Regions from separate parts of the Homo sapiens genome. Here region 1 is linked to region 2. Evidence: read pairs that join two places in POLR2A ChIA-PET (ENCODE). Cell type or tissue: B cell. All regions are shown on one strand. Links, peaks and the distances in the headings refer to the core of each region. The heading gives the core; the rest is flanking DNA.

Evidence for each region. ChIA-PET counts read pairs that join two places held together with the same protein. Peaks named below come from ENCODE experiments on the same cell type or tissue, not always from the same donor. Only the 100,000 strongest peaks of a DNase experiment are listed, where the experiment ranks them.
Region 1: POLR2A ChIA-PET joins it to region 2 with 13 read pairs; 2 of 35 experiments call an interaction of 5 or more read pairs at or near these places.

What each region holds. Positions count from the first base shown.
Region 1 is chr22:18,049,706-18,053,087 of GRCh38, forward strand. No RefSeq gene overlaps it. Among named protein-coding and RNA genes, the nearest start is that of LINC01634, 22 kb to the left of the region's middle. In B cell, for the core only: no CTCF peak of the experiment used is centred there; no DNase peak of the experiment used is centred there.
Region 2 is chr22:17,794,652-17,797,151 of GRCh38, forward strand. All of the region lies in intron 29 of MICAL3 (microtubule associated monooxygenase, calponin and LIM domain containing 3), which reads right to left. Among named protein-coding and RNA genes, the nearest start is that of LINC00528, 19 kb to the left of the region's middle. RefSeq lists enhancers at 1-313, 931-1,040, 1,161-1,230. In B cell, for the core only: CTCF peaks have their summits at 1,656 and 1,884; DNase peaks (open chromatin) are centred at 1,260 and 2,261; H3K4me3 peaks cover 404 bases; H3K27ac peaks cover 2,236 bases.

The DNA of each region.
Region 1 (3,382 bases), core at 345-2,844, 260 kb after region 2:
GCTGGGATTACAGGCGTGAGCCACCGCGCCCCGGCTTTTTTTGTTTTTTGTTTTTTTTTTAAGACAGAATCTCCCTCTGTCGCCCAGGCTGGAGTGCTGTGGTGCGATCTCGGCTCACTGCAACCTCCACCTCCCGGGTTCAAGTGATTCTCCTGCCTCAGCCTCCCAAGTAGCTGGGACTACAGGCACCCGCCACCATGCCTGGCTTTTTTTTTTTTTGTATTTCTAGTAGAGACAGGGTTTCACCATGTTGGCCAGGCTGGTCTTGAACTCCTGACCTCAAGTAATCCGCCTACCTCAGCCTCCCAAAGTGCTGGGATTACAGGCGAGAGCCACCGCGCCGTTTTTGCTTTTCTAGAGCATTATTAGAGAAGTTTTCCAAATGTTCATTGTTATCCTGAGTGGGCTGAGGGTAGCTGAGAGGGCAGTTAAGGGGTTGAGATGGGGGAGAATGGACTAGAAGAACCCTGTGCCCTAGAGAATCTAGAGAAGTGTCTGCACAATGGCAGGGAGCCATGGCTCCAGGGAAAGGCAGGCCGAGGACAGGACTTGAGTTGCCTTTTAGGGAAGCAGCCTTACCAGCAATTCCAGTTTGAAAAATTACTTTGCCAGCACAGATCAAGACTTGGCTCCTTCTGTCTGGAACAGTATGAGGACGACGTCTTTGGGGTTCTACCCTGCGTCTCCCCAGTCACTCCCTAGCCCATCATTTAAGGGAGGCAGTGGAGATTCTAGGACCCGTTTGCTGGGGTAGGTCCCAGAGGCCTCAGAGGAAGCCTGGCCTCACAGTTGGATAAGGCTGGTAAATATTAGCAACAAAACGGATTACTATGCTGTGCAAGGAACAGGAAGTCTATGCACCCGATTTTTAGGGGAGAGAGAGGTCAGGCTGGGTTTTGGTGCAAACTTTCTGGTTATCTTTCTGCCAGAATCTTCCCCAATGAGCTCTTCCCCACATGCACCGCGTGTGGCAATCCTGGGCAGAGGTAAAGCGATAAAGATGGTGGGAAACCTGCTGCTGCTTCAGGGAATCAGGCCCCCAGAGAAACAAACCGACAGGAGGCTTCTGTGCTAAAGCAGGTGAGGCTGCCCTGCTTGAGCACTGGGGTGGTCCTGGGCAGGAGTCATGGTGGAGATGGACAGGACACCCTGGGGACTGTAGGCTGCCTTGTTTCAGCAGCAGAAGGGTCTCTGTCCCTCTCTGAGGCCAAGTTTCTATGGGGACTCTTGGAACCATCTCTTCTCTGCTTACGTGGCTTCTCCCTTTTCTCTCCCAAAGTTTTAACCCCCAATCCTCTCTCTTGTTATTTGTAATTAAAAAGAAAAGATTGGCCAGGTGCAGTGGCTCACACCTGTAATCCCAGCGCTTTGGGAGGCCGAGGTGGGTGGATCACCTGAGGTCAGGAGTTCGAGACCAGCCTGGCCAACATGGCGAAACCCGTCTCTACTAAAAATACAAAAAAATTAGCTGGGTGTGGTGGCACACGCCTGTAATCCCAGCTACTCAGAGGCTGAGGGAGGAGAATTGCTTGAACCCTGGAGACGGAGGTTGCAGTGAGCTGATTGCACCACTGCATTCCAGCCTGGGTGACAAAGTGAGACGCCGGAAAAGAAAAGGAGAGGGGAGGGGAAGGGAGGGGAGGGGAGATTCCCTTAACGTTAATATTAATACCAGGCAGATGCGGCGGCTCATGCCTGTAACCCCAGCACTTTGGGAGGCCAAGGCAGGCAGACTGCTTGAGCTCAGGAGTTCGAGATCAGCTTGAACAATGCGGTGAAACCCCTCTACTAAAAAAACAGAAACAACAAAAACCAAAAAACCCCCAAAACCTGAGGTGGGAGGATCACCTGTACCTGGGGAGGTGGAGGCTGCAGTGAGCCACAATCATGCCACTGCATTCTAGGCTTGGCAAAAAAGCAAGACCCTGTCTCAAAAAAATTAAAAAAAATTAATATGAATAGCACTTACATTGTGCTGTGCAAGGAACTGTTTTAACCGCTTCACACATACTCATTTAATCTTCACATAACTCCTCTAAGGGAGTAGATGCTATGATATATTTTAAAGAAGAAGAAGCCTGGACATGGTGGCTCACACCTGTAATCTCAGCACTTTGGGAGGCCAAGACAGGCGGATCACTGGAGGTCAGGAGTTCAAGACCAGCCTAGCCAACATGGTGAAACCTCGTTTCTACTAAAAATGCAAAAAAAAAAAAAATTAGCTGGGCATGGTGGCGGGTGCCTGTAATCCCAGCTACTCGGGAGGCTGAGGCAGGACAATCGCTTGAACCCGGGAGGTGGAGGTTGCAGTGTGCTGAAATCGAACCACTGTACTCTAGCCTGGGTGAGAGAGGCTCTGTCTCAAAAAAGAAAAAAAGGGCCGGGCGCGGTGGTTCACTCCTGTAATCCCCAGCACTTTAGAAGGCAGAGGCGGGCGGATCCCGAGGTCAAGAGATCGAGACCATCCTGGTTAACACGGTGAAACCCCATCTCTACTAAAAATACAAAAAGTTAGCTGGGTGTGGTGGTGGGCGCCTGTAGTCCCAGCCATTCAGGAGGCTGAGGCAGAAGAATGACGTGAACCCGGGAAGCAGAGCTTGCAGTGAGCCGAGATCGTGCCACTGCACTCCAGCCTGAGCAACAGAGCGAGACTCCATCTCCAAAAAAAACCAAAAAACACACACACAAAAAAGGCAGCAGCAGCAGAGGCACCGGGGTTTCAGTGAGTTGCCCCAGGTCATGTTGTGTCCGGAATTGGTGGGTTCTTGGTTTCACTGACTTCAAGAGTGAAGCCACGGACCCTCGCGGTGAGTGTTACAGCTCTTAAAGTGGCGCGTCTGGAGTTTGTTCCTTCTGATGTTCGGACGTGTTCAGTTTCTTTCTCCCCGTGGGTTCGTTGTCTCGCTGGCTTCAGGAGTGATGCTGCAGATCTTCGTGGTGAGTGTTACAGCTCATAAAGGCAGTATGGACCCAAAGAGTGCGCAGCAGCATGATTTATTGCAAAGAGCAAAAGAACAAAGCTATCACACTAAGGAAGGAGGCCAGAGCGAGTTGCCTCTGCCGGCTCGGGCAGCCTGCTTTTATTCTCTTATCTGGCCCCACCCACATCCTGCTGATTGGTAGAGCTGAGTGGTCTGTTTTGACAGGGCGCTGATTGGTGCGTTTACAATCCCTGAGCTAGACACAAAGGTTCTCCACGTCCCCACCAGATTAGGTAGATAGGGAGTGTGGACACAAAGGTTCTCCAAGGCCCCACCAGAGTAGCTAGATACAGTGTCGATTGGTGCATTCACAAACCCTGAGCTAGACACAGGGTGCTGATTGGTGTGTTTACAAACCTTGAGCTAGATACAGAGTGCTGATTGGTGTATTTACAATCCCC
Region 2 (2,500 bases), core at 1-2,500:
GGACCCCATGCTGCAGCTGGGGGCTGTCACACTCTGGATTGTGAGACCAAAGGGGTGAGCTGACAGGACACGCCAAAACTTACAGGAACGATGCTGGGAGGAGTGCTGACGGGGCATCGAGAGACAGTGTGCAGAGAGACATCTCTAGATCTGGGGTCTGATGGCTACTCAAGGACGAGGGAGAGGAGTTTGGCAAGGGACCATCACAGAACCACAGAGCACACACAGGGACAACAGAGCCCAGGAAGACACGGGGCCTCGGCCCGCGGGGAGGGCAGTGTGTGGTTTACAGAGAGAACAGGGTTGAAGAAATGGCCTTGTTTTACTCAACAGAAGGCCAACAAGACAAAGAGCTGGCTGAGAGGCCGCTCAGCGGTGCAGCTGCATGAATACAGGTGTTTTCTGTCTTTGAACCCTTCCAGCGTGGCGTACCTTGGGCACACTGAATCTGCTATTGGGTACAACTTCAAAACCAAAGCCAGGGACAGTGTGCATGCGTGTGAAATGCTGAGTGTACCCAATGTGCTAAGCACACACGGCACAGCCGGCCGAATGCATGGGTACGAGGGAGGATTTCTTTCCTCAACAATACACTCTGCCTTACAGCCGACCTACAGTCAACCTCGGCTTCAAAGTGTAGTCTGTCTTCAGGCTTGGAACACCTGGATGAATCCCATCAAATACGTCAGTGAACAGTCCCTGCCACCTCCTGGGACTGGTGTCACAGGTGAATAGGCCATGCTGTGGAGCGGAACAGCGCCCATGTGATACACAACCAAACACATCCAAAAGGAAGAGGCAGGCGCCTGCACGGGTAATAATTACAACACGTGTTTCTGCTTTCTGGACAGCACAAAATACAGCTTTCAGCTGTTTTTATGTAGGCCACATCCTCATACGCCCTTCCCAACACAGAGAACAATATAACAGAATACTGGGAACAGAATTAGGAAATGAAATTAGAAAAAGGGAGCATCAGGTAAAGCAAGCATTTAAAGAAGCCAAAAAGGCTTTCTCCTAGCAAGAGGCAGAAGCGCGTGTGAGCGGCCGGCGAGTCCGAGCTGCGCTGCGGGGCCGCTACCTTCGGACTTCCCTGTACGCTCCACACTTCCACAACGGGCGAGGCTACTTTTATAATCAGAAAAAATGCCCAATCAATACAATTTTCAAAAGAAGAAGTGGAAGGGAAAAACCAATCCAACAAGGGGAGTTCCACCTGACTGGAACCTGACTGAGCATGCATGGGGCGGGGGTGGGGGGTTTATAGTAAATGCTTTGCCTTTTAGGGGGATGTAAGAAATAGAAGACTTGGTTCACTGGTTCTAAGAACAAAGATGCTGTCAAGCTTCTGGCAAATGGAAGTTTTTTGGTTTTTCTCAACATCAGGGTAACGGGTTTCCATCTGTTGCTAACAGGTGCTATAATTTACCACTTCTCAAAGCACTCCTGCGTGCCCTGGGCGCTGGCCACCCCTCCTGAGCTCCCGAGCAGTGAGCGGGTCCTGGTCAGAGGACCCCTCCTCCCTGGAGCACTCTGCTGCGTCTCCAACACTCGGGGGCACATCTGCTCCATCTTTCCCTCTGAAGCAGCACTTCCTTTGGACGTGTGACCCAGGGGTGGCTCTTTAGTGCCACTCGCTTGACACCTGGCGGGCAGGCAGTGCCTGTCACCAAATTTCAAAAAGCAACAGTACACCACCAGGGAGTGAGGCCTGTCCAGAGCAGCGCATGAGATGGGCACGGATGGCACTCTCCGGCTTCAGGGCGCCCTCGCATGCACCACCCACGTGATCCTCACACCGGCCAGGTGTGGCTGCCAGGATGGGCAAATTCAAATGAGGGTTCTGAGGCTCAACGGAGTTAAGTGTGGCAGAGCCTGGAAAAGAAGCCAAATCTTCTTGCCCACTCTGAACTCAGAGCTTTCCCTCTTCAACACAGGCTCCAGGCAAATGTAACAAATGCTGGCGTCTCAGGCAGCTCAAGGAAGAGCAGTCCCACAGACCCTGATCAGAATGTCACACCTGGAAGGGAGGCCCGATGTCCCTTCCTGCCTCGTCTTCTGAAGAGGCCCTGAGAGGGTAAGTAGAGTCTGTTTTGTCTGTGCCTGGGGAGACAGTGAAGGCAGGACCTGAATCCAGGCCTGGCCTTCCTAAGTCGGGGTACCCCCTACACTACCACCTGGCCCTTGGCGCACCCGAGCACCTCACTCCAGGCCCTGCCTCTCATGGGCCCAAGACCCAGTGTGGGGTAGAATGGCCAACAGTGTGGGGGAAAGAGTGGCCAGCTGTAGGGCAGGTCCCCTTCTCTGTACTTGTACTTCTATATTCCCACCTTCTCTCCAACCAAGACTCTTCACCTTGGCACACTGCATCAAGAAGACACCCGGGCAGCTGGAAAAACAAGCAAGCAGATGAGCCCACACACTGAACCTAGATGGTCATCTGGAAGGCAGGCAGGGCCTACCTTAGTCCTTCTGGTACTCGAAATCCAAGAGCCATAGC